Regions from separate parts of the Mus musculus genome. Here all the other regions are linked to region 5. A link is a loop called in an ENCODE intact Hi-C map of the cell type or tissue named here. Cell type or tissue: heart. All regions are shown on one strand. Each heading gives the region's core, and the rest is flanking DNA. Links, peaks and the distances in the headings are about the cores only. Region 1 overlaps Gm40929 (a long non-coding RNA gene). Region 2 overlaps Ranbp9 (RAN binding protein 9). Region 3 holds the start of Nol7 (nucleolar protein 7). Region 4 holds the start of Tbc1d7 (TBC1 domain family, member 7). Region 5 holds the start of Ranbp9 (RAN binding protein 9).

Region 1 (6,261 bases), core at 1,227-5,226, 300 kb after region 5:
AAATAAATATTTTTTTTAATTAAAGAAAGGAACGAAAGCAGGAGGAGAAACTAATGGGGTAAGAAAGGAAATCAGCTGTAGTGTGGAGAGGGACACGGGAGTTGGGAACAAAAGAACACTAAATATAATGACTCAGACATATGAAGAGACTACGATGAAATCCATGGTACCATATGCTAACCTAAAAAAAAAAAATCAATGAAAAACAAGATGTCCTTGCACTGATGGACTCTAGGCAACTGCTACCAAAATACCACAGAAACAGAAAGAACATTCTTAGAATTTATGTGGAATGACAGAAGATTCAGACCAATCAAAGTAATTCTCAGCAAAGGGAAGAGACGTGGAGGCATTACAGTGTCCCTCTTCAAAACAAACTACAAGTCACACTTCAGCCAAAGGGTCAGGGTAGAAACAGCTCCACATGTTTTCAGCCCAGTTTTGTGCCAGTCTGAAGGAGCATACATTAGAGGAGGGGAAATCTCTTCAATTAACTGTGCTGGGGAAACGAGCTACCCACACACAGAAGGAAATAGATGTGCACCTTGTTAGAAAACCGACTCAAGCTGAGCGGTGGTGGTACACGCCTTTAATCCCAGAAAAACAGCAAAAACAAAAGAGCCGAGCAATTTGATTTTAAAAATGGACCAATGACCTGAATGGACATTTGTCAACAGATGATGTGTTTATAAGAAGAAAAGGAGACAGGGGATATGTTTTGGCGCATGCAGAGACATCCCTTCCCCCGGAGGGACCAGCCACAAGGACTGTATAGTATAGAGTTTATGCAGGGCATGGGGAGGGGAGTCAAGAGGGTAGTAGAGACAGAGAAGGGGGCTGGAGTGGGGGTAGGGGGGAGGAATAGAGGAGTAAAGGCCGGCCATGAGCACGAGGAGAGTGGGGGGAGGGGTCAGAGGACAGAGCAGGATCAAGAAGGCAAGAGCAAGAGAGAGCAGAGGGGGCAAGCAGCCCTTTTATAGTGAGTCAGGCACGCCTGGGCCTGACTGTTGCCAGGTAACTGTGGGGCAGAACTTAGACAAAATGCTAACAGACAATATTTTAAAAGGCCAACAGGTAGGTATCTGACAAAATGCTATGTACTGATCATATCCAGGACAACAAAAAACCCACCCTAAGTTATCTCTCTCCACTTAGGATGATCACGGGTGAGGTGAAGGCTTTACAACGTGGTCGTGTAAACTAGTACAGGACCACAGAGAACGGACACTGTGGGCTCTGTAGGAAAGCAGAGCAGAAGTGCCTCTGTGCAGATATCTAAGGCGACGAAATCAGTGCCCTGGCTTTCTACAGTTGTGACAAATGCCTGAGGTGGCAAGCTTATAGAGGTGAGCAGTCCCTGGGGAGACTCGTTCACTGAGGATGTAGAAGAAACAGCTCCACTTAAACCCATGGAAGCAGTACTGGCAATAGATGAGACAGGATGAAGCTAGGAATGCATCACGGTTGGGTTCTACGGATAAAGATACTGTGTAGCATTCACGCATAACAGTATCCTTCAGCCATAAAAAGATCCGGATTCTATCATTTAAGGCAAAGTGGGTAGAACTAGAAGGCATTACATGAAACAAGCCAGGCACCGAAGGAGGAGTGGGGCAGAGACAGAGATGGTTCATGGGTAGAGTGGATGGATAAGCGGGTAACCTCTGATGTCAAATGGCACTGTGTTTGTGTGTGTGTGTGTGTGTGTGTGTGCACGTGCATGTAATTTGAGTATTTCAAAACAGTATTTTTAAAGTTCCAAATACAACGAAATATTAACTATCTGAGATTGTGGCTTTATCTTTACATACTTGTACAATTATGTATTCATTAAAAATAAAAATACTGGGGCTGGAGAGATGGCTCAGCAGTTAAGAGCACTGACTGCTCTTCCAGAGGACTTAGAGTTCAATTCCCAGTACCCACAATATGGCTCTGTCTTATGTCTCTTGTGTTCTATTGCTGTGAAAAGACCCCATGACCCCATAACTCTTATGAAAAGAAAGCATTTAAGTGGGGCTTGCTTACAGTTTTAGAGGTTTAGTCCATTATCTTCACGTGGGGAGCATGGTGGCACACAGGCAAACAGGATAGCTGAGAGTTTGACTTCAAGATCTGCAGACAGCAGGAAGCCATTGGGCCTGGCTTGGGCTTTTGAAACATCCAAGCCCTCTCCCAGTGACACACTTCCTCTAACAAAGCCACACCTTCTTATCCTTCCAAACAGTGCCATTTCCTGGTGACTAAGCATTCAAATAGATGAGCCTACAAGAGCTGTTCTTATTCAAACCACCACAGGCTCTTAATTGTCTGAAATTCTAGTCCCATGGGATCTTTTGTCCTCTTCTGTCCCCTGAGGATAGAGCTCTCTTGTGGTGCTTAGACATATGTGCAGGCAAAACACTCACACACACAAGATAAAAACAACAATAAAATACTGCTCTCCCATGGCAATCTTAAGTGGAACCATCTGCAGGCTTGGACGCATGTTGAAAATTCAGCTTTATGGACTGGTGAGATGGCTCAGTGGTTAAAAGAACTGATTGCTCTTCCGGAGCTCATGAGTTTAAATCCTAGCAACCGCATGGTGGTTCACAACCGTTTGTCATGTGAAGCAAATAAACCTATGGACCAGAGCGGGAGAAAGGGATGGGGGAGGAGGGGAAGGAAAATTCAGTTTTACCTATAACCTAACAGCATAGCCAAGAAAGGCACTGCTGCTGGCGCTGGAGGAGCAGCAGATTTGCCAACACTGTTTTATGGGAGGAGTGGGAGACAGCCTGTGAGTTGAGTTCCCGGACAGCCCGGGCTATACAGGGAAACCCTGTCTCAAACAAGCAACCAACAGACTCACACACAACTTCATAAAGTTCTAGAGATATTTGAGCCGTGGCTGCACAGTTATATGAATTAGTAAATGACACTGAACAATAAACTTAAAAATAATTAAAACGTCCGTTATGCATGTTTTACGGCACTGAAACACAAACGTGAAAGCGTCTCAAGTAGTTGAACCACAGCGCCACCTTCTGGCCTTGGCCAGGGAAGCCAGCCTAACTCTTGGGAATGGATAGTCTCATTTTGTCTCTTCTGCCACCTTTATGAACCCCTCTTACCCTGGAGAGTCTCAAAGCAAAAGGGGCATTTGTAATTCTTTAGGGCAACAAATCCTCCTTATATGGCGGCTGCTAACACAGGTGGAGTACATGAAAGGCTCCCTCTGAGCCTGGCAGAGGTCTGCAGACAGCTCATTAGCACTGACAGCTAGCGACTCCAGGACAGGACTCTTTCCAGCTCCGAATTGCCTTTCATCCCCCACACTGAAAGCTGCAGAATGAGGCCAGGGCTTGTGGAGCCATTCAAGCCTGGTCACAGACGCCGGAGTCTGCAGCAGCCGAGTCTTGTTCCCCTATCTGTGAAGAGCCTCCTTGTGCTTTCTTTAACAGTGATTCAGCATCCTTGACCCAGATAAAGGGTTTACAAAAAGCCCTTTCACAAGTGATGTGTTCAGATAAGTTAAATCCCCTGTGATGCATTGCTCACAGCTCTGTGCAGTTCAGTGGCGCTCCACTGACCCACAGACTCGGGAGCAGGTCAGGATGGAGGGAAGAGAAGGCTGCTTTACAACACAGCACTGAAATCCACTCCCAGGCAGGTTTTCTCAGCCCAGATCCAGAGCGAAGCGCTGCAGGTACTACCCAGGTTACACAGGCCACGGAGTCACACATTTGCCAAGAGGGCTTTAGTGACCTGGACAAGGCATGGCAACACCAGATTTCTACCTGTCTGTCGAGAAGCCACTGAGGCTGCACAGGGTCAGTAGGGTACTGCTGGTGAGATGACTCGCAATCTGCAATCCCCTCCATTGTTTCCATTCCTGGAGTGTTGGCTATGTCTCCACACACCCAGCATCTCAGCATTTCAGGGAAGTATTTTGAGGTTTGTTGTCAAGTGGCTCTGAGCCATTTAGACTTAATGTTCTCTTTCCTGTGTTTTAGCATCTATACTAACAGCCACTTCTGTGGACAATCTCAGCTTATACCAGCGTTACCTGTCCACATATTCATGAGCTATATATTCCATCATCCCCATTAGAGTTTCTTTTCTTTTCCTTGCCCTCCCTCCCAAAAGTCTCATACAGCACAGGCTAGCCTCAAATTCACTATGTAACAAAAGATGACCTTAACCTTCCAATCCTCCTGCCTCTACCTCCCAAGTTGCTGGGATTACAGGCACAGGCCAGCACACTTCGTTTGTGTGGTGCTGGGAACTGAACCTAGAGCTTTGTGCATACCAGGCAGACACTCTATGGACTGAGCAACACCTCTAGTCCTTCTCTAACTTGCCTATCCATGCATCCTTCCTCTGGGCCACTTGGCAGTTCCTGGCCTAAGCAAAGTCCATCTTGGAGAAATGGAAGGCAGTATGGTGAGACCTGGCTGTGACAATCAGAGACTGTGGGCCACCCCATGGCCCACCGTTCCCTTTTGCTGTTCCCTATGCTTTGAGATTAGGTTGCTATCCGACTCCATCCTGCGTCTGCAGCCCCAGCATCTGCCCTGCCAGGTAAGAGACAACATCCGACCCAAGCTCTGCAGAGGTAGAAACTGCTCTGAGCCTCCTGCTGTGTCTTGGAGAGAAAGGTCTTGTTCCAGTTGCCACCTGCCAAGCAGCTGATCCGCAGACCATTTACAGCTGTCTCAGAACTGTTTTCCATAAGATGGGTCAGAGGGTGCAGGCGCATGCTGCCATGCTTCAGGGCCTGAGTTTGATTCCCCAGGATCCACATGGTGGAAGAGAACTGACTCCTGTGCATTGTCCTCTGACTTCTAGCTTCCCGTTGTACTTCTCACCCCCAGCCTGCGTAGCCACACCCTCCCTGCGCAGCCACACCCACCCTGCGCAGCCACACCCACAATCGATGACTGATCTGTACTTGTACATAAAGAACCTTTTTCTTTCTTTCTTTCTTTCTTTCTTTCTTCCTTTCTTTCTTCCTTTCTTTCTTCCTTTCTTCCTTCCTTTCTCTCTCTCTCTCTCTCTCTCTCTCTCTCTCTCTCTCTTTCTTTTTTCTTTTTTGGATATTTTCTTCATTCACATTTTAAACACTATCCCAAAAGTCCCCTATACCCCCCCCCCAACCCCCGACCAGAACCTTTTACTTTCAGTGGTGCAAACACATATAATCCACGCTCAGGAGCCGCCACTACCACCACCACCACCACCACAAAATTGCCTCATTAAAAAACAAATTTCTGGAGCCTGGCAGTGGTGCCGCATGTCTTTAATCTTAGCGTTCTGGAGGCTGAGGCAGGTGGAGCTCTGAGTTTGAGGCCAGCATGGTCTATGGAGTGAGTTCCAGGGCAGCTAGTCCTACACAGAAAGGCCTTATCTTGAAACCAAACGAAAGCAAACCTAACAATCCATGCTCGGTTCTGGCTTTTCCGTCCCGGGTAACAGGTCAGCCACAAGGTCCGGCCTCTAGCAATTAGGATGCAGCACACTCTACCAACATGAGCCGTGTGTTCCGCAAACATTCGGCTCAGATGCTTAACCAAAAATACCCTCTCTTCCTCCTCCACACCCAAGTGTGCCTTGTGGCACCAAAGGTCTACAGGGACCCAGTCAAGTGTAATTTGAGTTTACCTTTAGGCTGACAGTTGTCCCTGTGGCTCCAGAGGCCAGAGAGGCAAAGCCCTCGATCCCTCCCTGCTTCAACAAAGAGCGGCTGAGATAGTGGGTGGGGCCTCAGGAGGCCTCCAGGTGTGTCCAGGGTATGCGCGCTTGTTCCCTGCTCAGCTCCAAGAGAATCTTTACCCCATCTGTCTCTCATGAAGACTGTTTGCCTTCTAACCTGATCCTGATTAAGAATCCTCATCCTAGAGAGAGGCTGCAACTTAGAATCACCTCCAGAGGATCTCACTCACTAGGCTCCAGCCACACTCTGACGGCTCTAATGCCCAGAGACAGGAGCTTAAGGACTATCCAGAATGAATTCTTGTTTTTGTTTGTTTTGTTTTTTGTTTTTTTTTTTTTTCGGGTTTCTCTGTGTAGCCCTGGCTGTCCTGGAACTCTCTCTGTAGACCAGGCTGGCCTTGAACTCAGAAATCCGCCTGCCTCAGCCTTCCAAGTGCTGGGATTAAAGGCGTGCACCACCACTGCGGGGCATCGGAATGAACTCTTCACAGAGTCTAACAACCCTGATGCCATCAAGCTGTATTTGACACCAATGGTCACTCCCACCATGTTAAATGTATTAAT
Region 2 (6,261 bases), core at 1,244-5,243, 59 kb after region 5:
AGAGAGTACTAGGACATGATCTCTTTAAATGCAACAGTCAGTAACAGCAAAAAGAAGGGATCTGGCATTTTGTCTGTGTGTATTTGAAGATAACTTCTTTTTATATTTGATGAGGTTTTTTTTTCACTTTAATAACTTAGGGTATATTTGAATGCATTTCAGTTTGAATATTCAGATTTGTCTCTTCCTTTGAAATTATACTTTTGAGGTTTTAGTTTTGCATTGAAAGTCCCCAAAGTGTGCTCACTTTAGCAGCACATAAACACTAAAATTGGAACGATACAGAGAAGATTAGCATGGCTCCTGTGCAAGGAGGACCTGCAAATTTGTGAAGTGTTCCATGCTTTCAGGGGCGGGGGGTGGTGGTGAATCCTTATAGCCACACTGTGTCTTGCTTAAAGCAAGTTTTTATAACTGTCTTTGTAAAGGCAGGCCTTACAAATAGTCTGGTAATGATTGTAGTGATTTTTAAATGGTACTTTCTGTGAACCAGCTATAATATACATTTTTTAGATATGTAGTTTATATAAAGGCTGAGTTAATTTTAAAGCTTAATAACTGTTATATGATATTCTGAAGACATGGGTTAAATTTCCATGCATTAGAAATGCAAGGCCACATGGGTTGTGTGGCAGGGCCCCAGAGTCACCCATGTGGGTATCTTAGTTTATATTTTTTTGATGGTTACAGTGAAGGAAAGAACACTTTTTCATCCAGCATATAATGTATTTTGTTTTAGTTGTCCTCTGCTCATATTTAGATTGAGGTTTTAAAATACTCATTATATAATTTATGCTTCTATACTTGCAATGCAAAGGCAATGAAGTCCTTAGTGTACAATAACTAGATACTTAAGGAAATATGTTGTCTTACAGCCAAATTTGTATCCTACTGTGGGGCTTCAGACACCAGGAGAAGTGGTTGATGCCAACTTTGGGCAACATCCTTTTGTGTTTGATATAGAAGACTACATGCGAGAATGGAGAACCAAAATACAGGCCCAGATAGACCGCTTTCCTATCGGGGATCGAGAAGGAGAATGGCAGACCATGATCCAAAAGTAAGAGCAAGGAATTTTAAATGTACAGATTCAAACACTGAACGTTTATAGGCAAACTATTCTTTTTGTCTTCAAAGATGTATCTCCAGAAGTCTAGTTTAAATCCTAATCATTTGTGTGTACTAGTGATTATATTTTAATCTCAAAAGGTAATCCACCAATTGGAGTAAAATAGCATTGGTTTAAGCACCCTCAGAATTGTGTCTGTCTGATTTAACTGGATGGAGGTAGTAAAGAGACACTTGACCATAAAAGTAGCGTAATTCAGTTTTTTTACCCTTACTAAGATGACTCAGTGAAGTCTGTAGGTTATGCAGTCAAACTTCTAAAAATGTTGACAAAAAAGAGATAAGTTTAGAGGGTGACCTAGATCGTATGTTATTGTGGGTTCTGTGATCATCGTCAGCAGTAGTTCAGGTACATATGGAGGAAAAAGAATGGTTGTTTGATGCTTCCTCTCAATGCAGACAAGTATGAGGGTACAGCCAGAGTGGGCACACGGGATGGTCCAGCGCTGAGGAGTGTGGGTTGCTCGTCTCTGTAAGAGTGTTAGCAGGGTGGCTCTAATGATTGGAGCGAACCCCTTCTTTACTTTGTATTTAGCATTTCATTCCAGGAATCTACCCATAGGTCTCTACTCAAAAGACTTCAAAATTTAAATTAAAATTTAAAAACTTGGGTAGGGAAGCTATTCCACCAAGATGGCAGAAAGATGGCTTGCTGCCAAGCTTTTCCTCCCAAGTTCTGTTCCTGGGACCCACATACTAGAAGGAGAAACAAGCCCTTACAGGTCCTCTGACCTCCACATGTGTGCTATTGTGTGTGTATGCATACTCACAATAAACAAGTAAGTAACTGTAATCTTAGAAATAAAAAAGCCTTAGTAACTATTTTTAATGCTATTTCTTATATAAGTTACCATTAGACACTTAGGATAAGGTAAAGGAAATGAAGACCAAGGAGCAATGACTGTGGAGTTAGCCCAAGTGCAGCATATATACTTTGAATTCATTAATAATAATGGAGGATGGCCAGCAGCAGAGAAGAAAGTAAGTGTTAAAATCTGTTAGGAGGAAGAGCTTTGTAGTGGCTTTATATGCTTTATTTCATAGAATTTTGTAAGGAGCAGCAACAAAATTGAATTCCTGTGACACTCGACTTTTCTAGACTATATGTCTGTCAAAAGTCTAGAGACAGTGCCTAGATAGCACTAGCATTAAGTGACAGTTGTTAAAGACTGATGTAGACTGCATATATACAAAAGTTAAATACCATTAAATTAAACCATTCTGATTGTATAATCTAGGCCAGTAAAATAGCCAACATCTTCAAATATATCATCAGTATGCCATGGTTGTGAAAGTATATTTATAATTGCTTTAAAGGTTCTTTGATTTAAATTTTTTTCTTTTATTCTTTTTGTTGGGTATTTTATTTACATTACAAATGTTATCCCCTTATCTGCCCCCCCAAACTCCCTATCCCATCCTCCCTCCCCCTGCTTCTATGAGGACGTTCCTCCATCCACCCACCCCCACCTCCCATTGTTGCATGACAAGGCCATCCTCTGCTACATATGCAGCTGGCACCATGTTTGTTGATGGCTTAGTTCCTGGGAGCTCTTGGGGGATGATTTAAATATTAAGAAAACCTTTTTGTGTATTGTTTAGGGAAGATAGTGATTGGAGGTAACAAGTTTTTTATTAATATATTGGATTACCAGTTTTGCTAACTATATTTTAAAAGGAAGTTTGTTGTCTTAGAAATGTATCACTGTCTTTAAATCTTGCACAATGAATTTTCTGTCCAAAACGATCAAATTGATGCAAGACTGATTCCACATTGTTTAATTGTTTCTTGTGGACTCTGTTCTGAGCAGTTCTCTCTCTGGGCTAACATTAGAGTCTCTCCTCACACTTGTGAGATCTCATCTCATCTGCAGGATGAACACAGAATGCTGTTGGAACTGCGGAACACCAAGTACTAATCAGTTATCTCAAAGCTAGGTGTTTTATTCTGAACTAACCTCTTTTTGGGATGTCTGTAATTAAGGTGAGACAGACATTTTGGTTAGTAGGATTGAATAATGGGAACATGGATAAAGAACCAGGGTAATAGGACCCAAGGATTAAATGTAAAAAAGACGATTTTAATGTCTTTCGTCTTATCTTAAATTATGTTTTGGACTATTCATAACTAGAGCAAAATGTTACTCTCAAGTTATTTTAAAATTGAAGATTGAAGAGCCAGGCTTCAAGGAAATAGATTGATTTTTGTAATACCAAGTTGTACTTTGTTAACAAAAATTGTAGTCTGAAGCATGTATTCTCCTGACTAAAAGATGTGTTTCTTCTTTTTGTTTTAAGAATGGTTTCATCTTATTTAGTCCACCATGGGTACTGTGCCACAGCAGAGGCCTTTGCCAGATCTACAGACCAGACTGTTCTAGAAGAATTAGCTTCCATTAAGAATAGACAAAGTAAGAATACTGTGGTACACAGCAAATACTTGTTTTTAAATCATACATTTGGTTGCTTTGACTTTTAGAAAACTTAATTTTTATTAAAAATTTCCCCAATATATTGTTTTAAAGTGGATGCCTCCAAATCTGTCTGCACTGACTCTCTGAGGTGTTTGTTTTTGTTTGTGGCAGGGTTTTGTAGCCCAGGCTTGACCTCGAGCTGCTCACCCTCATGCCACACTCAGGACAGTTTTGTTTTAAAAGTTCACACTGGAGTTTTAAATGTAGAAATGCAGCTTAGAACTTTAAAAGTAAATGGCTTTATTGTGTTTCCATTAAAAAATCACCCGACTTTCCTGTGGGTTGGGATGGAGGTGTCAGCACCCAGCAGGTGGAGGATGGGGCAGGAAAGCCGCCTTAAGCTTTCAGAGATGCAAAGTTTCCTTTTGTTGGTTTGGTAGTCTTGATGAGGTAGTGGAGATAGTATATGAAATAAGTTTTTTCTTTGAAAGAAATTTAAATATCTTCTAATTTGCTGCCTAAATTTAAGGCAGTGTTGATCATAAGTATGTTACTGCTTAGGGCCTTGTGGCTGGTACTGTTTTCATCAGGGCAAGGCAGACTGACAGCCGATGTAAGTCAGACATTCCAAAGTCAGTACTGCAGCCCGTGAGTGTAGATCCCACCTGATGGGCAGGGTGGGAAATCGGACAGGCAAACAGAATCAGTAGGCTGGGCGGACGGATCTTGTCCTAGGTGCGACGGCTAGGGTGAGCCAGGCGGCTAGGGTGAGCCAGGCGCTGGTGCTGTGCTCCCCGCATGCTGCTCCCTCCCCCTGCCCTAGTGCCCTCCTTCAGCAGGGGAGGTGACTAACTCAGGGTTTTAGTCTACTGAAGCTCCAGCCTAGGCAAGGGCTGCGGCTCCAGGCCTGAGTCTGAAGAGCCAGTAAGAGTTTATGTCTTCTCTTAAGTGTAGTCTTCTAAATCTTACTGTTTGAAAATATAATACTGTACAATGCATGTTTTCCCTATAATATTTACATATTTTTATTTATGATATTTTAAAGTAGTTACTGAAGTAACTTTTCTAATTTTTTTCTTGGATTTTCTAATCTAAACTTAAAGCTAGTAGACAAAGAGAGTTTGACAATAATTGTTTAGAGGTTTTCACTGTTACTTATTTTCTGGAGCGATTTAAGGTTGTCTCTGCTTTTGTAGAGTTTAATATTTTTGCTTTTATTTCTGAATAGGAATTCAGAAGTTGGTGTTAGCAGGACGAATGGGAGAAGCCATTGAAACAACACAACAGTTATACCCAAGTTTACTTGAAAGAAATCCCAATCTCCTTTTCACATTAAAGTAAGTTTTAGTAAATGTTATTTTATATGCTGTACATCTGAAGTAATTAAAATTATCTTCATAACTTCCGGTTTTGATTTTTGGTCTCCCTTGCTTCAGTTATTTACATATAATTAGATAATATAGCACATTTAAATGACATTTTAAAGAACATGTGGAGCTAAGCATGTCCCGAGTAGCAGAGCAGATGCTTAGCGTGTGTGACTAGAGAAGGTGCTTTGTGTTAGGGTCTCTGTGCACATGGTACTTGGATTGGCTTTTATCATTCCATCTTTACACTGTGAATGTCTCCTTAGAAAGCAGTAATGCCAGCTCTTTGAAAGATAGCTTGAGTAGCTCTTTGGATATATTGAAAAGTGATAGTAAAGTATGAACACAGTTTGCTCTTTTACCCATTATTACACATTTAGGTGCACTTGCGTTTCTGTGTATTGCTGGGACTTTTCTGTCTTAGACTGCCCTTTAAACACTAGCTGCTTCTCCCTTGTTCACTTGCCCAGAGTCCTCAGAGACTATTGATTTTGTGACTGGCTTAGTCACTGAGTGTACGCTCCTTATAAGTTTCATCTGTACTGTAGCATGTGTCAGAATTTTCCTTAATTTTGAAGGCTGAAGATGATCCCATCGTGTGTAAGCAGTGCATGTTGTTTAGTCTTCTGTCTGTTGATGGAGTTGCTTCTGTCTGTCTCTGCTATACCAAGCTCTCAACCAAAATGGACCTCAGTTGACTTTAGAAGACTAAATAATTCTACTGTGGAAAAAGGCATACAGGCATCTGCTTGAGGCCTGGCTTTCAATTCTTTATTTACCTAAAAGTAGAATTGCTGGTTCATTGCTGTGCTCAGCATTTTGAGAACCCCATGTACTGGTTCTTTGCTGCACTCTGGTTTCCTTCCTGCAGAGTAGAAGGGTTCCAATCTTTCCACGTCATCATCAACACGTATTTTCTGCATTTTAGGTTTCTAATTTGACATTTAAAAAAAAAAATCTTTGTTACTTAAAAAGAATGCCTTTAATCAACCCACCATTCATAACACAGAGGCAGGTGAATCTCAGAAATTTCAAGGCCGGTCTGGTCTGCATATAACAAGTTTAAGGCCAGCCAGGGCTGCAAAGTAAGACCCTCTATAAAAAAACAAAACGGGGGTTGGGATGCTACTCAGCTTAGGATTTCAGTCTTGTAAGCAGTACAAAGTCAAACTCAGCTTAGGATTTCAGTCTTGTAAGCAGTACAAAGTCAACTGAGGTCCATTGTGGCTGAGAGCTTGATGTGCAGCCTGGGCTGGGTCAGGAAGGGCTGTGTGGGAGAGAGAAGGCTGTACAGGTGCATGCGTGCCAAATCTTGCTTACTTAACTCACTTGATATGATACCAAGTAAATAC
Region 3 (6,261 bases), core at 719-4,718, 83 kb after region 5:
TAGCTTTCAATCTGACTGGTGATTAATACAAAAGGTCAACGTAAATTAGAGGGTACATGCTTGTTCTCCTGCATAACTCTGTAGTGTATGGTGCTGGGGACAGTCAACCCAAGGTGGCTCCCATACACTACGTACGTACTGTACCACTTGGCCAACATCCTTAACCCAACTTTTTCCGTCCTTAAGGTGGATGGGGTTAGGGTGGTGTCAAACTCAGGGCCTCACAGAAACAAGGCAGGGACTGTACTTTATGACTCCTAACGCCTACATGATCTCACTTTGTTACTATCAAAACTGATACTTTTCTACAAGTAAACCAATACTATCAACTACATGGAAACTGCATCCCACGGGGAAAACGGAACAAAACTCATTACCCGACAGACTGCACTTTCTGTACTTTAACTTTCTTGGAGTTTCTTCCTTTTGCATGCTGTTCACTTTTCTTTTTCAAATTAACTGAAAAAATAAGATCCACTTTGTAAGTAGTATTTATATAAATTAACACCTAATGGAAGTTACTCACTTTGGTGACCACCTATCATGTGAGTACAGGTTTTATTTTGAAGAAAATAGTGGAAAACAGGCTTAAGCCAACTTTGGCCAGGCCTAAGGACCACAAATAACCAAAAATTTCTGCAAGTGCACTTTACCATTACATGAAGTTACTTAACCAAGGACAAGTCATACCTTTTACGTTTTCTGGTGATTTCTTTATGCTGCGGGAGGAAAAAAAAAAAAAACGAAAGATGGGACTGGCAGGCAATAGAGAGTACTCAAAACAAGTATCCAAGATCCTCTCTCGATTTCATGACCCCTGCCCTTAATCTTTCCTCACTGAGCCACACAGCGCTGCCACAACTCCCAGTCATTTGACTAGTATGGAGTGTCCTCAGAACTTAAATTTGAGCACTGTTAATAGAAACTCAGAACTGTTAACTTAGCATTCCAAAGATCAAGTAAAGGCTGGTGCTAGTCTCACAGTATTGAGAAACTAGATTTAGACAACAGTTTGGACCCTGGAGACCAAGGATGAGTTCCAGGTACCTACGGAGTGACTAAACTGCCTGGAAGAGAAAGCACAGAGGCCTGTACAGATGGGAAGTTATGGAGGAGGGAGCGAGAAGAAAGGGTCCACACTTGACCTCGGGTAGGAAAGAGAAGGACCTCACCTAAAAGCACAAACATCTGCTTATATACCTCATGGATTAAAGATCTGAATAATTATGGAAAGTAACCAACAATTTGGAACTACTATTCTGATTTAAAAGAAAAAAGACTTGAGAAGTTAGAATGTTCTAAGGTCAGGTGTGGTGGTGCACACCTTTAATCCCAGCACCAAGAGGCAGAGGCAGGCAAATCTGTGTTTGAGGTCAGCCTGGTCTACAGAGCAAGAGTTACATGACAGTCAGGGCTACTGAAACCCTGTCTAGAAAAACAAAAAGAATGTACCAAGGAGTGAATTCAGCAGGGCGTAAACTCAAGCTTTGGGTTTGAAGCACTGGCAACACGGCTGCTAAACGAAATGAGGAACAGAGAAAGGGGTGGCGGCAGGTAGAGCAAGCTAAAGGAAAGTCTGGGTTTAAGTTCCTGCTGCAACACTAAATGTTCTCAGTCACTTACTTACCATCTATCTTGCTAGACAAAGTTGAGGAACTCCAAAAGCACTGTGTAGCTTTTAAGTTTGGGGAGAATTTCTTAGGGTCTACAGACTTTATGCACGTAGAAACTGCAATACTTACTCGGCCTCTGAAGCTGTAGTTAGCTGCTCTAATACAGCATCTGGAAGCAGCTTTCTTTTCTTTGGGGATAAAGACATTTGATGACAAGTTAAAGTGAGGTACAGGTATGCCTGGAGATAACTTCTAACGTTACTCATTTCGAACAGTCCTGAATTCGGGCCAATCTGTGAATACGTCCCTGCTGCCTCTAAACCGACAACATTAAGACTGGATTTAGAAAGCCCAATACAGGCCGGACATGGTGGCGCACGCCTTTAATCCCAGCACTCAGGAGGCAGAGGCAGGCGGATTTCTGAGTTCGAGGCCAGCCTGGTCTACAAAGTGAGTTCCAGGACAGCCAGGGCTATACAGAGAAACCCTGTCTCGGAAGAAAAAAAAAAAAAAAAAAAAAAAAAAGAAAAGAAAAGAAAGCCCAATACATTCCCTGTCATTTTACCCAAAGTAGCTCAACGTTCAAGTATCCCGGCTACTAACTGAAAGGTATTTAGGTATGGCCACTCGAAATCAGATCTCTGGGGTGCGAAAAAAGAAATCATTAGCTCCAGCCTAGAATTTTAAAAACTCAAGCAAACCTCACCACCTCTGGAAGCCTGTAAGACCTACTGTCAGGGATAGATGAGTGTCAGTGCTTCCACGCCTACTTTGAATTACGGCAGACTCCAAGAAACGCCAATGGCCCTTGCACCTCTCCAGTACCCTATCCTTTAAGGAGCTTTTAGCAAGGGAACTCTAGCCCCGGCCGAGTTTACATAAGCGACAAGTCCCGCGTCCAACCTTCTGTTCGATGAACAGCTCCTCGCGCCGTTTCCTCTTCTCCTTCAACAGCGTTTTATCCCTGGAAGGAAAGGAGTCGGGTCAGCGCCGGCCGAGCCTGGGGAGTCCCGAGGCGCCAACATTCCCGGGCGCTGCACCTGCGAGCACTCGCGCGCACGCGCAGCTCCTCCTCCCGGGCTTCCGCCTGGGCGCTGGCGAAAGTCAGCTCCTCCGGGGCTTCGTCGTCCGCGTCCTCCTCCTCGTCCAGGGGCTCGGCGGCCGCGCCACTGCTAGGCTGCGCGAGCAGCAGGCCGTGCTCCGCCTCCTCCTCCTCCGAGGCCGCCTGGTCCTCGTCCACCATCGCCTCAGCCGGCGCGGGAATACGCGACAAGCGGGGCCGGAGCTGCACCATGGCAAACGGAAAGGCGGCTGTCTGACCCTTGACCCGGAAGCAGCCGTGCGCGGTGCGCGCTCTCTACGCCCTCTGCTGGTTCGGAGGCCGCGAAACGTGCTGAGGCGCGTGCGCGGGAGGGCGGGGCTTTTCATGGCTGAGACGGGGGGGGGGGGTAAGAGGGCGTGGTTTCGTGCTGCTAGGTGTCGCCGCCTTTTTTTTTTTTTTTTTTTTTTTTTCTCCCCCAGGTTGCTTAGATCTATGGAACAGAGGCAAGGGTATAATAAATAACGAAATAAATGACCATCGTTGCTTGTGAGATGCATCCCTGTATGTATTGTGTACGACCCACCCCCATCACCACCCCCACCCCCTCCAACCCTTGCAATCCTCTGCCCATATATTTTTTGGGAATACATGGCCCACGTGATGTCTTTTACCAGCTATACAGTAGGAAATGATTCTTCATTCCCTAATCTATCCGTGCACTTGGATGAGCTGTCCTCTCTGATATGTGTTCCCCTACGCAGAACGGTTGACTTTCAACGTCCCACCCAGAGACCATGGCATGTTTAGTTACACTATTCTCTAAATACTCAAGTCACCTGGCTGTTGCTTCTACCATTCTAAAGTCATTGATTTCTAATGTCACACTATATGTTCGACAAATGGTTAGTTAACATATATACTTCCTACTTCTAAACCTTATCCCCCCCCCCCTCTTGTTTAGAAGCAGTTTCCAATTTAAAAAGAACAAATAAGTGTGGATAAAAAGATCAAAACAAGGCCTGTAGGTGGTGGTGCATGCCTTTCATCCTAGTGGTGCGGGGCAGAGGCAGGAGGAACTCTTGTGAGTCTAGGCCAGCCTGGTCTATGGAGTGAGTTCCAGGAAAGCCAAGGCTACACAGAGAAACCCTGTCTCAGAAACAAAACAAAACAAGAACTGCTAGAGACATCGTAGGCAGAGAAGGATGGGGAGGGTGGCTCTGAAACGTCTGGGCTCGGTCAGATAGAAAATACAAATGAAAAACATTCTCTGAGTCCGGCAGAGTAGTGCACGCCTGAAATCCCAGCACTCGGGAAGCCGAAGCAAGAACATCTTAAAGTCTGGGCCAGCCTGAACTAAAGTGAAACCTATTGCAAGAAAACAAATGTTTGCATCAGCAGACCCCTACAGTAACTAGCATTGAGAGAGGTTAAACTGAAGCCCGGTGACAACCTACCAAAAGCATGTGATGGTCCATACGTGTAGATGCCGCATTAAAGTGTCACAGAGGGCAGGAGAGACGGCTCGGCAGTTAAGAGAACTTCAACTTACTGCTTGCTCTTCCAGAGAACCTTAGTTCAGTTTCTAGTACCTATGTCAAGCAGCACACAACCACTTTTTTTTGTTGTTTTGTTTTGTTTTGTTTTTCGAGACAGGGTTTCTCTGTGTAGCCCTAGCAGTCCTGGAACTCACTTTGTAGACCAGGCTGGCCTTGAACTCAGAAATCCTCCTGTCTCTGCCTCCAGAGTGCTGGGATTAAAGGCGTGCGCCACCACCGCCCGCTACATAACCACTTATGACTAGTTCCAGGGGCTCCAAGGGCTTTGGCCCCTGCAGTACGCATAGCCATTGCATACAGACAGACACACAGACACACACCTTGGAAAGGTATCACTGAAATTATAACTAGCTCCCTAGCTTCAGCTTACCACCTCCAGTGTGACCCTCATGCTGCCTGGCTACTTCTCCAGACTCCCAATTGGTCAGATAATCTATCTCCTTCACGCAAAGGACTTTTAGGATTTGTTACAAATGACTGTCACCTATGGTACACGCAACTCTCCCTTGTTGCCTGCGGTAGATCATTTTAAATGTCAACATGGTTGGACTAACAAACACCTGTGGGGAGCCACGAAGTCCTGAGTAAATGAGTATTGTTGACATGGGTCCAGCCACGTCAGTGTCAAGGACCCTGATGCCCCAGTGGCAAAGCTTTCCCTGGGTCAGGTTCAGGGAAATGGCAAAGGCTTCCTGTGCCAATGTTGGCAGTGTGTGCAAAAACTAGCAAGGGCAGCTCCTTCCTCGTGGGCGACTACAACCTGAAATGGCTCCCCTCCAGTCTTCCCATAGAGACTTCTGAACCCCTATTCCTTCTGCTACCCATAATAAACTTGCTGAGTCCCCGAGTTGCATAGGACGTGGCCTCCATCCAAGTGACGCAACCCACCCGACCCCAGCTTTTCTGCATGCCTTTCTGGCATTTGTTCCGATGTCTGTCACCTCTTCGTTTCCAACTTGCTGTCTTCAGCTTTCCAGTACCCGGCTATGCCGGGTTCGGCAAACACCTAACGCAACAGTGAGGCACACCTTTTCCATGTGCCTGCTGGTTCCCAGAGAGGATTCGCTGAGGAAGAAATACCCTGAATGGGAGGAGCGGACTGTAGTCTTAGGGAACCGGGAAAGCGAATGGAGTACTGGAAGTCCCTGGCTCTGCTTCCTGCGCAGCCGCAGACCAAGCCATTCCCTCCCCCAGGTCTTCCTTGCTGAGATGCCTTCCTCTGAACTGTGAGCCGAGACATGATGGACCTTTCTTTCATTCTTTTAAGTTTTCTCGGGTACTTTGGTCATAGCCACGTAACTAGGGACAGAAACCCAAGATATTAAAGCAAATGGATTTCTGAAGGGGCTGAGGGGAGGCGGACCAGGTCCATAGTTACCTGGAGAACTGACTGGATCCAAAGGAGGGCATTTACTATGTTAGTGGCCACAGCTTCCTTCTGGGCCTCTCATCCCTCTCATTCAGGCCCCGGCTGCATCAGCAGGTAGAGCTTAAAGACAGAGCAGCGTTCTTGCTACTTTATTGCAAGGTTAAAAAGGCCATCCTCTCAAGGACCTGTAGCTCCGGCAAAGACTATCTCTCCTTCACTTATGACGTGAAGCAACGGTCATCCATCACTTCCTTTCCTTAGAGGCAGCACATCTGCTTCAACGTGGATTTGCAGTGTTCCTGTCCTCATTCTGATGTCTCTACTCGGACATTCCTCTTCTTGCTTTGCGTGACTTCTTGCTGCAAGTTATTCAGTATTCTTTAAGGTAAGACATCCAAGGGAAGTAAGCACTGAAAAGAAACGAAGCCCCAAGCCAGGGCAGCTCTTGGAGGAACATCCTTATACAGTAAGTTACCAGTTATAAAAGTAGTTGCATTTCTACAAAAAAAAAGTACAAAAAAATAAGTATGAGGGTTTAACTTTCAGGGTTTTAATTCTCTTTTTCTGTTTTTGCCCAAGATGCAAACATACAATCAGGATAATTGCCTTCTAAAGCAATTTAATTACAAAATTTTCCCTTCCAGTAACTAACCAAAAAATATCAAATCCCAATTACTCATA
Region 4 (6,261 bases), core at 710-4,709, 310 kb after region 5:
TTGAGCTCAATCACAGAGAGGTGGAAGTCAAAATGTAATCTCTCTAGAGCAAATGACCCTTAGTTGGGCTTAATAGGCCTACAGGGGAACCAAATCGGAATGTCAAGACACCATCCAGGGATACGTGTTTACCACCCCAAGACCCATGTGCAGCACCCGAGTGTCTAGACCAGCAGGCCACCTCATGACATTTCCCCTCAGTGGTTTCACAGTGCCCTTAAAACACACTCCTCATGTACACAGCAGTAAATTAACTCCTTCATTTCCTGGGACCCCGGGGACCAGGAAGTCTCCTCTGACCTGACAGTACCACCTGTTACATTTGGTGTTAGTCCATTTCCTGCGGGGGTAGCTGACCACCATGGAGGGAGAAATCCACAAGGAAAGGCTGATAAACTCAAGGTTCTGAAGCCTTGCAAGGTCAAACCTGGATGATGGCTGGGGAGGTGGGGCGGGGGGGGGGGGGGGACTTCCTTGTTGCCGGGGGCTCCTTGCTGCAGGGCTCTGAGGTGCTTTGGGGCCTCATGTGGTGAAAAGGATTGAGTGTTCTTGCTTGAGACTTCTCTTTTATAAAGCCACCGTCCCATTAGATCAGTGTCCCCACCTCCACCCCCGCCTTTACAGCCTCATTCAACCCTAATTTTCCCCAAAGGCTCCACCTGAAAAATATACTTGATCAATCCCCACCCTCAGAGAAGTGATGAATCTTGAAAATGAATTTTCTGAGGGCATCCAAACCATAGCAACTGGGGTTTCCGTCAGCATGCTGTAAGCTCCCCAGGGTAAGAGTGTGCATCCCGTCTGCTACTTGACACATAACACAGACTCATTTTGTTGAAGAGGGAATGGATATTTGCAGCCCCCTTCTAGCCGAACCTACTCTTCCCATCGGGTCATGTTATCGGCGGGGGACCTGATAAACCCCTATAGATGGTCAAGATGGTTGAACACACTGATCTCTCCAACACCCTTGGCTTTTTACTGTAGAGTCTTGTGTTAAGGAAATGGCATTGCATACAGATGAGCAGCAGAGAGGGGGAAGAGTTGGGACCGAGGAACATCTCCAGGTGAAGGGTTTTATGTGGCTGGATACTTAGGCTCGCTTGAAAACCACAATGGCTGCTTACTTTCCAGCTGATTTCCCGCCAAGAAAATCAAGAGCACTGTATCTTTCCCCCTCTGATTTGTGTCTTCCTTGAAAAAAATTCAGCTCATGTCCTCTTTATAAATGCAATATTTCTAAATTTCCATTCCACATCCCTAAATAACATCTATAAGAAACCAAACCAGTCTTTCGTGAACTCCCTATGTGACGTAGGCTGCCCTTAACCTGTGACGACTCTGTTGCTTACCTTCTGAGTGCTGATCTCTGATTGCATTTTAATTTTGATGATCCCGAGAGTCAACTAAGCAGCTCTTCCCTGTTCATGAGACTGTGCTGGGCTGCAGGTGGTCTCCGTGGTAGAGCGCTTGACTAGCATGCACCAGGTCTTGGATTCTAGAACTGAAAGCCAGTGTCATTTGTTTTTTGAGACAAGGTTTTTCTGCATAGCCTTGACTGTCTTGGAACTTGCTCTGTAGACCAGGCTGGCCTCAAACTCAGAGATCTGCCTGCCTCTGCCTACCAAGTGCTGAGATTAAAGGTGTAGGCCAACACTGTGCTCAAACAACCAATTGTTATGGGTTTATTTTTTTTCATGAAAGCATATATAAAGATATGTATGTATATATGCATGTATGTATCTCCTATGAATTTTTACTTCTCTATACACTCTCAACAACAGGGCTTTTTGTCTGATCCTGAGACCAATGATGATCCATCACCTACTAGAAAACTGAAATAATAGACACACAAAACATAAACTCCCAATTTTGGTTACTATATGTCAATAGACATAAAATAATTGTCAAACTGCTATAAAAGACCTCCATGCCTACTCTAAAAGGCCATCCTTGCCCCACAGACTGGTTCACGGCCCATTCTTTAAATACCACTGAACTGGGTCATCAGCAGTAAGTACAGCCTTGCACTACCTGCTAGGTCCACGAGGAGAGCACACAGGACAATGGTTCCGTAAGATTATATGTGTGGTGGCGCATGCTCATAATCCTGGCACTTGGAGGAAGGCTGAGATAGAAAGACCACAAGTTTGAGGCCAGCCTGGTCTACAGAGTTAAGGTGCTTAGAAAAACAGATTATGTGGCCCAGTTACATCTTAATTATCTTATTTTGTTTAGTATGCTCTATATTTTCCCAACTTCAAAATGTCTATTGAGGCATCATTCCTCAGAATGTATTTCAGCTAATCAACACGAACCGTATCTTACAGTTTCCAGTTGAAGATCAAACACCCATCTCTACCCTACCTCCAATCTCAAAAATCCCCTCTGCACAAAAGGCTCCACCTTTCCAGGTCTGAAACCTCCCCTAGACCATACCTCCAACTGTGGGGTAAACATCCACACACATGAGCCTCTCGGGGACATTCTGTGTCCTTTCTGCTTGGTGAACAGAGGTCCTTTTATGCTTTGTTCAGGAACTTCTACCTGCAAGGTGAGGACGGACCTGTGGCCTACTGGGTTGGTGGAGACAAAATCCCCAGCCTGCCTTGGCAGTTTGGTTTTCCCCTTTACAGGACAATGTGCCGCCTATCTGAACTCACTGCTGTTGCTGCCCTCTGCTGTTTCTATTGAGAATTACAGGGTACTGGGTTCCTGGGGCTGCCGGGCTGGTAAAATGCCACGTTTGTGGTGGGGATCCCTGACGTGCATTCTGCTTAAGATTTGATTAAGCATCCTAGAATTCATTTTCGAGGCACCTTCACACCTCCGCCCTTCACTTTGACATGGACATACAACCCGCAGCAGCTTCTGGGTGCTGCTTGCAAATGCAACCACATAGAGCCCAGCCTTCCCACAACTGAATGTTAACAGTCAATTCTCAAACCGTTTTACTTTCTCCTTTTGTTTGTGCCCCATGACATGCCCAGACTGGAGTGGAGTCTCAAATATGCTATGACTTCCATTTCATACACACATGTCCAGGTTGTCATTTCCTGCCATTATGATTTAGTGAGTACTTTAAAAAGTGGCAATTGGCGTGGACCCAGGCCCTTTTGTATGCTATCTGAGGGTTTCTATTGCGGTGATGAAACAGCCTGACCAAAAAGCAAGTTGGGGAGGAAAGGGTTTATGAGGCTTACACTTCAACAGACCTGTTCATCACTGGAGGAAGTCAGGACAGGAACTCAAATAGGGTAGGAACCCAGAGGTAGGAGCTGGTGCGGAGGCCATGGAGGGATGCTGCTTACTGCCTTGCTCCCCATGACTTGCTCAGCCTGCTTTCTTACAGAACCCGGGGCCACCACAATAGGCTGGACCCTCCATCAATCACTAATTAAGAAAAAGCTGGGTCTCATGGAGGTGTCTTCTCATTTGAGGCTTCCTCCTTTCAGTCACTCTAGCTTGTGTCAGGTTGAGGTAAGATTAGCCAGCTCAGCATGTGACTTCACCACTAGCTGCACTCACTCACAGCCTTAAAAATCCCTAACTCTCCGGCCCAGGTACTGCTTTCTCTGCAGTAATTTCCCAACACTCATGGGGACAGCGCCTCACTGCGGCCGTGTTACCTCCTTGGCTTGTTACTGTGATAAAAATACTTGAAGAGACCTCGGGAGGAAGGGCTTACAATGTGAGTGAGCCAGATTGGCACTAACAATCCAAAAAACGAATCAGTAGTCCGTCCCAGACAGCTATATCTTCCTAATAGTTCCCTAATTCAGTCCTTGCTTCCAACTCAGTGCCACCTGGGGATGGACAAAGAACATGCTCTCCGTGACAAATCACACAGGATGCCCCAGTTCTGTCCAGCGGCTCGCAGCTTCCCCAAGCAAGCAGCCTTAACTGACTGCGCGCTTGGCATTCTAGGTCTGAGTAGCTGCCAAAAGGCAAATGGCAGCAACTGCCCCTTTGCACAGTAAACGATGAACAAATGGTTTTGCTTATCCCTCCTTGATCATTGGGGGACCAATAAGTTTTTGTTTTTAAGTTTTAAATATTTGTGTATAAAGGTTTTGTCTGCGTGCATGAGCACCATGCGCGTGCCCCGTACTGGCAGAAATCAGAAGGGGTAGTTTGGAATTCCTGCAACTGGAGTTATTGATGGTTGTGAATCACCACGTGAGTGCTGGGATTTGAACCCGGGTTCTGTACAAAAGCCGTAAGTGCTCTTAATTGTCGAGCTATCTCTCCTGCCCATCACTCAGTTTTTAATAGCTGAGGACTTAACTGATTTGCTTTCTCATGGTCACTTGGAACGTTTGGAAGAAGAAGTGCAGCCCAATCGATTAGCAAAGGCTCGTTTCCGATTTTCCACCGGGCGAGGTGGAAGAAACACCGCCTGAGGGATCCCGGTTTCCACGGGGCAGAAGAGTGCCCTAAGCAAGCACTCTGAACGAAGGGGAGACGATCACCAGGGTTTCGGGATCGAGGTGAGAGGGACAGACGTGGATACTCAAGGGCGCACAGACTCGGCCGCTACCACCTCTCAGGGCTTCAGCTTCACCCGGTTAACATCCACGTGTGGGTGGGACTCCCAGCAGATGTCCTCTGCGCACGCGCATCCGGGGCGACGTCACGTCCGGCGGCGGGAGTTAGAGGCGGAGAGGGCCGGGCCGGGTGTCTCATGGCATCGCTCCCCTCGCTCGCTCGGCCCTGACGCTTATGGTTCCGTCTGCCTGCCGGTAGCACAGCGTTGCCGGGCCGGTTCTCCGCCGCCTCCCGGATCTCTGAGTCTGAGCCGGGTGTGTTTGCTCTACTCGAGGTGAAGCGTGCATACCGGGAGAGCGGGGCCTGGGGCTTCACTGGGTTGTGGGCACCTTTCCCGCAGGTGGAGTCACCTGGGCAAGATTTGACAGCGCATCTTTCAGGGCGACTCCTGTGCCATCACAGTGCAGTCCCAGGAATGCTGTCGATAGACGACAGGGGCAGCGAATGCTTAAAAATACAAAAACCAAAAGAGCCCTCAAACTACAGATTGCATTTTAATCTTTGGGTTTTTTTTTTTTAACAGCTATGAAGAGGCCGTGGAACTCTTTAAAGGCAATTCTAAATTCTAAATAGCTTTTTTCAAAAATGAATTGCAATCTTCCCCATAACAGAAGCTGTTCAGATATCTAACTCCCAACAAGAAGTCCAAACTCCCCTGGTTATCTGGGGACGTCTCGGGGGCTTTTAGTAGCTGAGGACTTTATTCTTTGGAAGAATGTTTGCATCTTTAGTGCCTAGTCACTAAACCTAGTTTGATCTTTTCTTTTGGTTTACCATTAATATCACAAAGACTGTTCTGAAAGAATTATGTATTCTCTGAGATGATTTGAGTGCTCTTGCCAGATTTTTAGCCGTCTTCTGGTTATACTTTAATGCTTTTTCTCTGTTGGAGTTTTGTATTTTGATAATACAAAACTTGGTAGAATTGTGTTTATAGGAAGAAAAATAAGGGCAGGACTTAGGGCTTCCCTCCACCCCCTTCTAATTTCTCCAAATGCCTATTTTCGAGAGGACAGCTAAGCAAAACAAAACAAAAACCAAACCAAAACAAACAAACAAACAAAAAAGGAAATTAAGGTCACCTAGAATTTTACTAACTGAATAACTTGTTAATATTTTGGATGTCTCCTCTTATTTTAAAACATACCTATCTTGGACCAGAAGCCGTGGTCCACACCTTTTACCCCCCGCACCTAGGAGGCAGAGAGTTTGAGGCCAGCCTGGGCTACTTAGTGAGACCTTAGTTGTAAAACTGGAAGCAGAATTAGTACACACCACTGGTTAGCCCCATTTATATAACATATCCTGCCAGCTTTTCTAATTCATCTTATTTGTTCATTTGTATTTTGTTCATTCATGAGAACAAGGTATTTCATTGTGCCAGGGGTTCTTATAAGAAGGAACCCTAGAGGCCCCCTCTGTGCTACCTATTTTAGTAGCTTGGAGGGCAGCTGACCTATATCTTCATATCTATATCTTTGGCCAAGTTGCATTAGGAAGGTGGGATAGGGTTGTGTGGATCCAAAGATTTAATGCTCCTTGCTTAGGGCCAGGCAATTTATCATATTTGACTTATTGAAAAGGCCGAGAAAAATCACCTAATGTCCTTCCCAATTCTTCTTTCTTTGGTTTTAGGCTCACCTAAAAAAAATCCCTCCAAGGATGAAACATGACTGACGACTCTCAGAGGAACTTTCGATCAGTCTACTATGA
Region 5 (6,261 bases), core at 804-4,803:
TATGGATGAATGGTGTGGAGATCAGAAGTCAGAAATTGGAGGGGCTGACGTAAAGGTGACACTCGGGGCTGATTTCTGTTCCATTCAGGGCCTGGGCCTAATGTTTTTGACCTTTGTTTTTCTGGTTGTCCAGATTTCTAGTCAATTCTGAGAACCATCCAATAATGTCCATTAGGGTCTGTGTCTGCTGAGGACAGCCAGATTCGGCTCTTATTGTCACTGAGAAAATCAGCAGATGTGGACGAACAGAAATATTGTAATATACGATAAAGATGGAAAATTCTAGGCCCAGGAAGAGCGAACAAGTTCATGGCTAATGGATTTTTACACATTGTCTATGTACAATTATAATATTTTGTAATAATTTACTTTTAATTATACATTTTAATTGTCTATCATTGAAACATTTTTATGACATCCTTTCATGTCTTTAGGTAATGATTTGGACAGTGCTATAATTATTGGAGAGCCTCTTTTCATTTAGTACATCATAGTCATTTTTCCGTGTCAGTTAAACCACATTTTAAAAAGGCCATAAAATCTTTGTTTCAGTGTGTGCCCATGCAAGCGGCCTCTAGGGAGTGTGTCTGAAATTGGGCCTGAGATCCACCGACTAGCTTGAGAGGGGTGGGGAATGGTGCCTTTATCTAATTGCTTGGCTCTCTTTTGGCAATTCCACTGCCAGAAAGGGAGGCTTTTAGAGGAAAAACAAGAAAAATTGCACAGATAGGCAGCGTGTGCTTCTGTAACCGTAATCCCATTATGAGGTATATGGATAATTTCTTCAACTAGTCTCTTCATGTTGGGCATTTCAGTTACTTCCATGCATTCCCTTACCATGAATATTTCCGCACTTCCCTTTTGTTGCTCGGCTTTTACTTTTCACTCTCTGCTTATTAATAAGTAAGGGTATGCGTGTGCATATGTGTGTGTGCTCCCAAATATAGAGAGGCCAGAGTCGGCTTCAGGTGTTTTTCTTCAGGAGCTATCCACTTTAGGTTTTGAAACAGGATCTCTTACTGTTCTGGAACTTACCCAGTAAGCTAGATTTGCTTGTCATCCAGCCCCCCCAGGGACGCTCTTGTCTCTGTCTCTCCACTGGGATTACAAGTGTGGGCCACCGCACCCCACTTTTTAATCGGGACTTGAACTCCGGTTTTCAAGGTTGTACAGCAAACACTTTACCAACCGAGCCATCTCCGGAGTCTGGTTTTTAATTTTTTGAACGGAGAAGTCAAAAGGTACGGTTATCTTATCTACCACACTGATATCCCCAAAGGTTCTCTGCTTCTGCTGATGTGGGAAAGTGCCGTTTTACAATGTTCCCTTACAGTTCATTAATCTGTTGACACCGACTGGAGGACAACCAGTTTCTCCAAGAAAAAGATTTTGACAAGGTTTCAGAAGGTTCCATTCCCTTAACAGTGCCTAGGGTATGTAAAAAGTTCTAAGTGCCCTGACAGAAAAATTTCATGACTAAAATCTTTTTTTCTTAATATTTATTTATTTATTATTTATATAAGTACACTGTAGTTGTCTTCAGACACACCAGAGGGGCCATCAGACCCCAGTACAGATGGTTGTGAGTCACCATGTGGTTGCTGGGAATTGAACTCAGGACCTCTGGAAGAGCAATCGGTGCTCTTAACTGCTGAGCCGTCTCACCAGTCCATGTGTAAAATCTTAATGAATGTCAAGGTTGTTTGATGAGGCTTGGAGCCCGTGGGGTCCATCTTGGCTACCAATATGTAGAACATGGCTTCCATTGAACTCCTTTTATTTTAGTATAAACGAAAGTTTTAGTGTTTTTTAAATTCAGTGGCGTCATGTAAACATGCTGTGATTTGTTAAAAAAAATGTAGAGCCGAGGTTAGAGTTATGGGGCATTTTATTACTAATGAACAATGGAGTGTCTAGTGTGGGTAATTTAAGATGGAAATTAGGCAGAAGGACTGCTACAACTGGCTAGGCGCTATGTCCATGGGAGTCTTCGATTAAGTCACCATTGACCCATTCGCTTCAAAAACAAAATAACTAGTTCTCTATTAACCAACCATTCCATGCTTATACGGTCCAATCAGAGCCAGCATATCATCTCCGGAAGCTAACACAGCATCGGAATCTGTACCATGTAGATTATGGGAGTGAAGCCTGATTTTTGCCGGGCTAAGGAAAGGGTAGGTTAAACAAAGGGAAGTGCCGAAAACAGACTAGTAATGCTATGTGGGGGTCAGAGAGCAACACTTGGCAAATTGTGCCACACGGGTTGACCAAGCACTCTACTGAGAATTGCAAAGTAGGAAGTCTCCTTTTTTAAAACTCTGCTGACCTCAGTAAATATTTCCATGTTTAAAAAAAAATGGGCATAATTCTCTGCTACCTAACAAAGAGGCCTATGATGAGAATTAATGAGCTTATAAAATGTTTTGACGTCTGTCTCCAGAAGCCCTTCCTAAACGCTCACACAGTTCGCATTCCTGCCCTTTGACGATCTGCCCGTCTTGATTGGTATTCCTAACGTGGCTGTTTCTCCCCCATTAAGTTCACTCGGACTCCTCATAAATTAATTAATTAACGAGAGGGTCACTCATGAAGCGGGAGACTTCGCCTTCAGAAATGGTTTCCAAGGGCCCTTTATTGACCCGCTAGCTAGGCGGTAAGGCGTTAGAAACCCCGGGCTCAGCTCCCGGCGGCGCAGCAGGGCTCGATTGCTCTCGCCTGGGCGCGCTGCGGCCTCCCGGCGGCTGAGGGGGACGGCCCGTCGAGACGCGACGAGGCCGCCGGTCGGCGCAGCTAGGATCCCGCAGCCACCGGAGGCCCGCGGCCGAACCCGCGCCCGCGTCCTCGCCCGCGCCGGCGAGCCCCAGGCCGCGGAGAAGGCCGTCCGCGCGCGCACCAGGCCCGCCCCTCGCGCCGCGGCCCGCCTCCTCGCCTGGCGCCGCCCGCGCGCAGCGTCTCGCGCCGCCCGCCCGCTCGCTCGCCCGCCGGGAAACAGCCGCGAGAGCAGCGGCCGCCGCGGCCGCTCGCACCTCCTCGCAGTCTCTCTTCCCCGCTTCACCGCGTCGCCCAGGGCCGCGCGCCCTTCCGCCCGCTCCCCTCGCTGTCCCACCGCATCGCTCCCGGTCGCGTGCCCGCCAGCGCCTGGCCAACGCTCCCTCGCGCCCGCCCGCGGTCGGTCTCCTCAACCGCCGCGCTCCGCCGGGCCGCGCGGCCCGCCGCCTGCTTCCGGGGCGGGCGGACTCTGGGCGCCTGGTGCCGGCGGCCGCAGCGACAGCGCCCCCGGGAAGCGCAGGAGGAAGCAGGGACGAGTGGAGGTGCCGCAGGCTGAGTCGCGGCCGGGATGTCCGGGCAGCCGCCGCCACCGCCGCCGCAACAGCAGCCGCCGCCGCCGCCGCCCGCCGCCGGGGCCCCGGGCTCCGGAGTCGCCCTGCCCGCGGCCGCGGCCGCCAGCGCCGGCTCCTCCCCGGCCGGCTCGCCCGGTGGAGGCTTGGGGGCCGCAGCGGCCGCCCTGCTGCTCCACCCGCCGCCGCCGCCGCCGCCTCCCCCGGCCACCGCCGCGCCGCCGCCCCCCGCCTCGGCGGCCGCCCCCGCCACCGCGCCGCCCGGCCTGGCGGTGGGCCCCGGCCCGGCCGCAGGCGTCCCGGTCCCGGGCCTGGCGGCGGGCAGCAGCGCCGCTGCCCCTTTCCCGCACGGCGACTCGGCCCTCAACGAGCAGGAGAAGGAGCTGCAGAGGCGGCTGAAGCGCCTCTACCCGGCTGTGGATGAGCAGGAGACGCCGCTGCCCCGGTCCTGGAGCCCGAAGGACAAGTTCAGCTACATCGGCCTCTCGCAGAACAACCTGCGGGTGCACTACAAAGGTACGGGGCGCGGGGTCCGGCGGAGAGATCGGACGGTGCGGGGCGAGGCTCTGGGCGAGGGAAGGTGAGAGTGGGGTCCCAGGTGGGAAGGAGCTGGGATCCCTAGGCCCGGAGCTGGACGCTTTGAGGGAATCCGGGATGACCAGACACATCGCACCTTCTGATTTCCTGGAGATAAATCTATGGGCCGGAGTTGGGTTACATTGTTCTCCAGGTGGAGGGTCAGGCCATCTCCTCTTACGCAGCAGGGGTGAGAGGCACGATTCCGAGGTACAGTTTCTAATTAAGGGAGAACAGAGATCCACAGGAGGGGGAGGGAGGCGTGATCAGTGGAGGATTTGTCCCAAATTAGGCCAGAGATTGTCTAGGGGGACAAAAGGACAAGGGGCCCAAGTTGGCCATCATTGCACCTTACTGAAAGCAACTGGGAGAGGAACCTCAGGATTCCCTGTTTTCTTCGGGGAGCAGACCCCCCCCCCCTCCGGATTGGAAATGCCCCGTGTTTCCGGGTTGGTGTTACATGAAGTTTTGTTGAAAACAAGGGTTTTAAAACATACCGATTAGCATTTTCAAAAACAAAAAACAAAAAAAAAAAAACCAAAACTGGCTTATATTTTGCACCTGCAGTTAACAAAGTTAACCACCTTAGGCTGCTGCTTTCTCCCATCCCCACTTTTTCCTAGGTTAAAACAAAGCTTTAAGCAAACTGGTTGTATAGAAGATTATAAATGCCAGTAAGGGGTTTTTGAAATGTAGCTCAGATTAATGGCATACGTCAAGTTTAGCTGTGTGGAAGGGGCAAAGAAAAAAATGCAGTGGTATCAGTTTGAACACAGTCGGTGTTTTAGGCCCTAAATCTAAAGCAGAGGATTTTACATTCTAAGCAGGCTCATTTTGATTGGCTCTAAAGGAAGGGTCTTTGGCTCCTAGTGAGGATATAAACAACCTTGCTGTAAGATTCTGAAAGAATTCAGAACAGGGTTTGCGAAGACTCTTGACAAATCGGCTACTATTTAATTAGAAACGCTTATGGCAACAGAAATCTGCTGAATGCTTTGGCTGTAAAGAATCTACACAAAGATGGGCCTTGTTGAACATTCCTTTTTATTCTTGCCATAGATCCAAAGAAGTACTTATTATTTTGAACGTTATGTTCCTTGGTGTAAGTGGCTGAAAATTTCAAAATACTGAAGTTTTTTTTTTCTTCTTCCTTTCAGTTAGGACATTTTGTTGCTTTCCTTGTAGATTGTTACTTAATTTTGTTTTTAAATTTGTGTGAACAGTGAGTGCTATGTTATGAAGTGTTTACTTCTGTTTTGGCAGCCAGAATGCTTTTGTTAGATTTGACAAAACTTTATTATTTTAAATTTGTAGTTTATAGTAAATAAAAAGCTTGTAAAGGCAGAGACTGTGTGTGTAGGGGAGATTAGTGAACAAAGAATCCTAGCTTTCCTGAGTTCTAGCAGTCACTGGTGATACTAGGTATGTCACAAGAGAGGGCCTCAGCCTCTTCTGAGTGATGTGGGAGTCCAGCTGGGTACTCGGTAAGGAATTTTCGCTTAAAACTCGTGATTATGGCTTACTTAGCCTTGTGATACACCTTGCTTAGTCGTGTTTACTTCTTTTATGTAAAATGAATCATCTGGGCCAGAGCCAAATGCATGCTTGTGTGCTTGGGGTTCCAATGTTAGGATACTGTTGTCGCAGTTACTCTTTCTGTCGGCCTTTTTATTACACTGTGTTGTGTAACATTGAGATTCACTTTCTGGAAACCTCGCTGTTTCATAAACATAGAGCATGGGTTCTGGAGGACAGATTCGCTGTTGTCATCCCTCTCCCCATTTTTCTCTCCTCTTTGTCTCCCTTTCCAGAATTACAAAGACTGTCTCTTTTCCAAGCCTTCATCTAGCCTTGTTATTTAAAGTCTGTGCTTTCTGTCATTGCTGTTTTTCCTGTGTGTCTCAGCAGCAAAAGGTGGTGCTGTAGGTAGTGAATAGTAAAACTTATAAAACACATTTAAGGGGAGATGTTTTATGTAATGTATTCTTGTGTTCTTGTTTCCTTAACATGAAAAGTTACTATTTGTATTTTTCTGTGTTATAAAATTTTAAAAGGTTGATCATACTTGTTTCCAAGAATTATCATTTATTTCTTTTCCTCTGAACACATCCTGTGTTTAAAATGTTTTTCTAAATTGGGAATGCTGATTATCGAAGCAGCTTATCTTTAGTGATCTGAAGGCACTGTGTTAACATTGATAGATGGCTAGATAAAGTGCATTGAATTACAGAAGAGTCTCAGTATCTATAGAACAGTGTATGTTGAGTTCTTTCCTTTTTACACTGTGTGTGTGTGTGTGTGTGTGTGTGTTCGTTCCTGTCTGTGTGGCATGGTACAGGTGTGG

Evidence for each region. A loop is a pair of places that touch in the nucleus more often than their neighbours do. Peaks named below come from ENCODE experiments on the same cell type or tissue, not always from the same donor. Only the 100,000 strongest peaks of a DNase experiment are listed, where the experiment ranks them.
Region 1: it touches region 5 in a loop (3-fold over the local background); 7 of 42 quality-filtered maps call a loop at or near these places.
Region 2: it touches region 5 in a loop (2.1-fold over the local background); 9 of 42 quality-filtered maps call a loop at or near these places.
Region 3: it touches region 5 in a loop (2.4-fold over the local background); 11 of 42 quality-filtered maps call a loop at or near these places.
Region 4: a loop joins it to region 5, with 3 times the contacts of the local background. A loop is called at or near these places in 7 of 42 quality-filtered maps.

Annotation. Positions count from the first base shown.
Region 1 is chr13:43,179,858-43,186,118 of GRCm38, reverse strand. The region is part of intron 3 of Gm40929 (a long non-coding RNA gene); the gene reads right to left. Among named protein-coding and RNA genes, the nearest start is that of Gm40929, 11 kb to the right of the region's middle. In heart, for the core only: a CTCF peak has its summit at 3,034 (motif pointing left); a DNase peak (open chromatin) is centred at 3,051; H3K4me3 peaks cover 1,141 bases; H3K27ac peaks cover 2,704 bases; H3K27me3 peaks cover 902 bases.
Region 2 is chr13:43,419,829-43,426,089 of GRCm38, reverse strand. It overlaps Ranbp9 (RAN binding protein 9), which reads left to right. Exons shown (of 14, transcript NM_019930.2): 6 at 876-1,060; 7 at 3,427-3,539; 8 at 4,771-4,879. It overlaps Gm26064 (a small nuclear RNA gene), which reads left to right and starts at 240; the gene lies at 240-348. In heart, for the core only: no CTCF peak of the experiment used is centred there; no DNase peak of the experiment used is centred there.
Region 3 is chr13:43,395,051-43,401,311 of GRCm38, reverse strand. It overlaps Nol7 (nucleolar protein 7), which reads right to left and starts at 2,936. Exons shown (of 8, transcript NM_023554.2): 1 at 2,654-2,936; 2 at 2,517-2,577; 3 at 1,743-1,801; 4 at 691-719; 5 at 378-459; 6 at 1-15. The coding sequence starts at 2,907. It overlaps Sirt5 (sirtuin 5), which reads right to left. Exons shown (of 9, transcript NM_178848.3): 9 at 6,109-6,261. In heart, for the core only: a CTCF peak has its summit at 2,971 (motif pointing left); DNase peaks (open chromatin) are centred at 2,821 and 2,911; H3K4me3 peaks cover 1,873 bases; H3K27ac peaks cover 901 bases.
Region 4 is chr13:43,169,870-43,176,130 of GRCm38, reverse strand. It overlaps Tbc1d7 (TBC1 domain family, member 7), which reads left to right and starts at 4,630. Exons shown (of 8, transcript NM_001252639.1): 1 at 4,630-4,822; 2 at 6,184-6,261. The coding sequence starts at 6,218. It overlaps Gm40929 (a long non-coding RNA gene), which reads right to left and starts at 4,309. Exons shown (of 4, transcript XR_873309.3): 1 at 4,289-4,309; 2 at 2,440-2,547; 3 at 1,353-1,504. In heart, for the core only: CTCF peaks have their summits at 2,687 (motif pointing left) and 3,606; DNase peaks (open chromatin) are centred at 2,670 and 4,620; H3K4me3 peaks cover 1,170 bases; H3K27ac peaks cover 1,041 bases.
Region 5 is chr13:43,478,008-43,484,268 of GRCm38, reverse strand. Ranbp9 (RAN binding protein 9) reads left to right here and starts at 3,296. Exons shown (of 14, transcript NM_019930.2): 1 at 3,296-3,857. The coding sequence starts at 3,341. In heart, for the core only: a CTCF peak has its summit at 3,288; DNase peaks (open chromatin) are centred at 2,938 and 3,938; H3K4me3 peaks cover 2,768 bases; H3K27ac peaks cover 2,763 bases.